Regions from separate parts of the Mus musculus genome. Here region 2 is linked to region 1. A link is a loop called in an ENCODE intact Hi-C map of the cell type or tissue named here. Cell type or tissue: gastrocnemius. All regions are shown on one strand.

The links. A loop is a pair of places that touch in the nucleus more often than their neighbours do. Peaks named below come from ENCODE experiments on the same cell type or tissue, not always from the same donor. Only the 100,000 strongest peaks of a DNase experiment are listed, where the experiment ranks them.
Region 2: a loop joins it to region 1, with 6 times the contacts of the local background. A loop is called at or near these places in 30 of 42 quality-filtered maps.

Annotation. Positions count from the first base shown.
Region 1 is chr12:24,695,828-24,698,327 of GRCm38, reverse strand. All of the region lies in intron 1 of Gm36129 (a long non-coding RNA gene), which reads right to left. Gm52012 (a long non-coding RNA gene) reads left to right here. Exons shown (of 4, transcript XR_003950278.1): 3 at 1-1,110; 4 at 1,557-2,336. Among named protein-coding and RNA genes, the nearest start is that of Gm52012, 3.6 kb to the left of the region's middle. In gastrocnemius, a CTCF peak has its summit at 1,044 (motif pointing right); DNase peaks (open chromatin) are centred at 609 and 1,058.
Region 2 is chr12:24,468,118-24,470,617 of GRCm38, reverse strand. No RefSeq gene overlaps it. Among named protein-coding and RNA genes, the nearest start is that of Taf1b, 29 kb to the left of the region's middle. In gastrocnemius, no CTCF peak of the experiment used is centred here; a DNase peak (open chromatin) is centred at 1,455.

The sequences.
Region 1 (2,500 bases):
TGGGATTACGGGTATGCACTACCACATCTGGCCTGGCAGCACCAGGGATCAAACCCAGACTTTATGCAAGCACTTTGTCAACTGATCCACAGCCTAGTATCCCCCCCTTCTCTCTCCCAGCACCATGGGACACCAAGACAGAAGGAAGGATGTAACTTATTCTTTGATCAACTAAAGCCCACCTCCCACTCCGTGGCCCTCAGTGGTTCTTCTCTCCATGGTCAGCAGTTAGGATGATTGCTGACCTCTGGAGCACACACTATGTGCAGCCTTTGTCAAGATGCATTTCTGCACACGTGTCATCTAGAAGCAACTACACAGCAACACATGGTGGGTGCGCCTCAGACTAGAGGGAAGAACGGGTGTGTTTAATTTAGTAGACTCTGTTACAGCCTTCAGCACAGTACCTTGACCAAGGTAAAACTTCATGAGGTGCCTCTAAAGTCACAAGCCAGTGAAGGCTGCAGTGGGGCTTAGGGCTTGCACTCTGTTCCTGTTTGTGTATCCAGTGTAACCCTAATAGGCTCATGCAATGAAGGTTTGGCTCCAGTTGGGGGTGCTAGTGAGAGGTTCCTGGTTCATGAGGGCAAAGGATTGAGCAGCCCTCTGATACTGAATGGCCTGTTAGGAGCTAGGGTGTAACTGAAGGACATAGGTCACCAGGGCATGCCTTTGAAGGGTACATCTTGTCTCCTGGACCCTTTACCTGTTCCCTGCCTCAATGAGATGAGCATCTCTGCCGCCTGTACCGTGCCCTCTCCACCATGATGTGCTGCCTCCATCATGGGTCCAGAAGCGATGGAACTCGCCCATCACAGGCTGAAACCCCCAAAAGACTGTCTTCTTTTGTTTTTGCCAGACATTTATTTTATCACAGTAACAAGGCTCACTGACGCTCTCCCAAGTTCCCTCTCCCCCACTCAGGCAAATATGGGATCTGAACGGTGCGGAGCGCTGTGCAGAGTCCACTAGAACCACGGCTGATCTCGCCTTCTCCACTCCATCCACCTCCCAGGAGACAGAAGCCCCTTACAGTCGAGACTTCCACTAGAGACCACCAGAGGGAGCTGTTGGCCTGCAGGATCAAAGGGACAGCATTGCCTATGAGAGGTAGATGGCCAGTCCCCTCTCGGCAGTCTAAAGGACAGAGAAACTGGATCTGAAAAATAATGGGGGCGGGAGGGGGGGAGGAGTAGCTGTTATAGACTTGGAGTTCAAGGTAAGGACATGGTATTCATTATACAGAAGACACCAGAACTCATTTGCACATTTGTGTTTTAAAGGAAGCTTACTTGTTTTAAGATGGGTGGGGGGTGAGGGGGTGGGGAGGGTCTTACTATGCAGAGCAGGCTGACCTTAAACTTACAGAGATAGGCTTGCTTCTGGAGCGCACCACCAAACACAGCTCATAGTCAGCTTCAAAGGCAGCACTACTGGGACTTTCTCTCATAGATGTGGGTGTGAAGAGAGAATGCATAAGGGAATAAGAGAAAAGAAGTCCCTGCCTCCCAAGTACTGGGATCACAAGCGTGTGCCACCACGCCTCATTTATGCAGTGCCACCAACTGAACTCAGGGCTCTGTGCAAAGCCCTCTGCCAACTGCCACATTCCCAAGCTGCAAAGAAGACACTTACCCTGCATCACCGGCAGTTTTGCTGAGTAGCAAAAACCACACCCGTCTCAGCAGACCGTGATTACACTTTCTGCCTTGCAACTGGCTGGGACCAGGATTAGAGGGCACCTTTCCTGAAGCCACCAGGCTGTGAGTCACTGAACCTCTCCTCAAGCCATCCTTCCTTCACCCGCTTCCTCCCCTGGCCACACCAGCCCTATGCCTTTGACCTCTGCTAACTCCCCTCAAGGATGGCCTGCACACTGCAGACTCCAAATGGCTTTGACACTCTGATCAGCTTTGCTTACAAGTCCCATTGATGTGTTCAAAACTAGCAAGTAGGGATGGAGAGCAGGCTCCATGGTTAGGAATACTGGCTGCTCATCTATAAGACTCAGGTTCATTTCCCAGAACCCATGTGACAGATTACAACTGTAATTCCAGTTCCAGAAGATCCAGTCCCTTCTTTGGACCTCTGTGGATACCAGACATGCATGTATTGCATAGACACATATCCAGGCAAAACATTCATGCACATAAAATGAAACAGAGCTGAGTCTAGGAGGCAAGAGAATGGCTCTCCCTTGTGAGGTTGCAGGGTCCAGAGCAAGGCGAGGGGTGGCCATCTCTTAATAGCGTTCGCGCGACCGACGAGGAAGAACACAACAGACCAGAATCTTCTGCGGCAAAGCTTTATTGCTTACATCTTCAGGAGCCAGAGTGCAAGAGAGCAAGCAAGGAAGAGACGAAGAAGGTGGCGAAACCCCATCCCTTTTTAAGGAGAATTATCCTTCACCTAGGACGTATTACTCCCTGATTGGCTGCAGCCCATCGGCCCAGTTGTCATCACGGGAAAGGCAGAACACATGGTGGGAAAACTGCCCCTG
Region 2 (2,500 bases), 230 kb after region 1:
ACAGTGTGAGCCTGGCTCTCTAGCTCCTATATAAAAGCCAGGGCCAGGAGCTGTCTGTGATCCCAGCATGGGGCTGGGAGGTAGAGAGGGGCAGATCTCTGAAGTTCACTGGTCAGCTCCTCCAGGTGAATCCATGAGCTCCGGGTTCAATGAGAGACCCTGTCTCAAAACACAAGGTGGAGCATGGTTGACAGAAACACTTAATATTGACCTCTGGTCTCCATGCACACATGAACACATATGTCCATGTACACAGACACACAAATGCATATGCTCTCCCACCCCTACATAAGCACATACATTTACACAGTCACATGAGTGTGCACACATCCATGAACACATCCATACACACACACACACACACACACACACACACACACACACACACACACACACACACACACACACGTACACGCACACACACAGGTACAGGCAACCAATATATACCAGCCCTTTTCCTTGATTTCTTTCACATGACTTTCCAATTCTGGATGGTTGGAAGGAGGAAGGCAAGAGGACAGAAGGCAGAGGCTGAAGACCTGATTGGCAACCCCACCAGTTTTACACAAGGCTCAATGGATCTTCCAGGCCTTGGTGGCTCCTGAAAGACGGTCATATCAGGAGAATGGGGCCTACCATTGCTCTCACCAGGATTCCTGGCTATTTCTAGGTACCAAGCAACCTTATAGGTAACACTCAGGAAGGAGGCATCCCTGGGAAGGGAGAGCCAGGCCAGACAGTGACAATCTTTGCTTCCAGGAGAAAAACCTGCAGCTTCCCTGCACATAGTTCCTCATTAGGATAATGGCCAGGACCACTCACTGCTCTGATGTTGGGGATTGGTTCTAATGCTCTGAATTAATCTGCCTCCCACCCCCCAATTGGAAATCTATGTGTCCAACTTTGAGATTTGTGAGGGTTAGGAGCTGGGAGAGAAGAAGGAAGCAGAGATTGCCATGATGGGAAGGAAGGAAGATCAGACCTAAAGGCCCACCGACACGGGAGAATCAGAGTAAGTGGCTACAGGCCACTTCCCCAATTGGGCCTGGGGTAGCAGAGATGAAATCTAGATTCTAAAAGATGTTAACTCAGGAGTATGGGAGGGGAGTGTTTGCTAGCAGGGGAAGGTTTAGGAGCGCCCAACCATTAAGCGAGTCAGGAGCACAGAGCAGTACAACAAATTTGTTGCTAAACTCTGTTGTCCCTCCTGCCTGCTGTCTGGTGGGGGAGGAGATATGGTAGAGCTGTCTCTGTATTTGGGATGTGTGCTTCTCTTCTAGAGCTCCACATTGTTTCAAGACACCTTTGGGTCTCCATCAAGATGACTGAAGGAGGTCCCTGCTACCCCCTCCTACCCTAGTAACTAGGCAAGACCCTTTGCCTGGTCTCTGAGCCTAACTCTCAGTCCCAGGCTGGGCTCCCTTGCCTTCCCCTTCTTGATGAGATGCTTGGCACTAGGACTTGGCACTGAGTTTGGTGCCGTGCTGGGCATTCTAAGTCAGACTGAGAGAGTTTATACACAGATGTCGTGCTGAATAGTTTACTTGACACAGCTAAAATCATCTGAGAGGAGGTAACCTCAATTGAGAAAATGCCTCCATAAGTTCCAACTGTAAAGCACTCTCTTACTTAGTGATTGATGGGGGAGGGCCATGCCCATTGTAGGTGGTGCCATCCCTGGATTGGTGGTCCTGGATCTATAAGAAAGCAGGTTGAGCAAGCCCTGAGGAGCAAGCCAGTAAGCAGCCTCTGTATCAGCTCCTGCTTCCAGCATTCTGCCATTTTGAGTTTCTGGCTTCCTTTGGTGATGAACGGTGATGAGGAAGTGCAAGTCAAGTGAACCCTTACCTCCCCACATTACACTGGTCATGGCATTCCATCACAGTGACAGATGCCGAGAAACATATTCTATTAGTTAAACCAACCCTCCCCGAGGCAGCCTAAAGCCCACTTTCTCCAGAAAACCTTCCTGCCCCTTCCCTCCACTACCATCCTGACAGGGAGAGCCAGAATATCATGGGCTGCTCAGCAAGGCTACAATGACTGGCGTGTGCCAGCTAGAGGTATGTGTCTCCTGCTATGTTCGGACCCTCTCTGTAACAATAGAGTATGGGAGAATCACCTGGGGCTGCTCTCAGCTCCTGAATGCACGCCATGCCTCTTGCTTCAGGCCCAGCTGTCTGAAGCAGATGAGGGTTGTGTGAATCTGAGTCTGGAAGTTCCTTCGAGCTCAGGAGCTATATGATCCCATAGCTTCTTGCCAGTGCCCCCTCCCATGTCCCCTCTCTAGTGTGTCAAGGTAAGGGGGGTAGAGCCTGCCAGTCTGAGGTTCAGCACCCTCGGGTGATGGCTGGGCATGAGTCCTTGTTAATTACAGTACACTAGGAGGAGAACAACAAGGGAAGGTGTCAACCGGCATGTGCCTAATCCACCAGGAATGGGCCAGGTGCAAGTTCAGAGGAACTGAGGCCCGAGTGGGGAAGTAAAAGCCTCCCGGGGC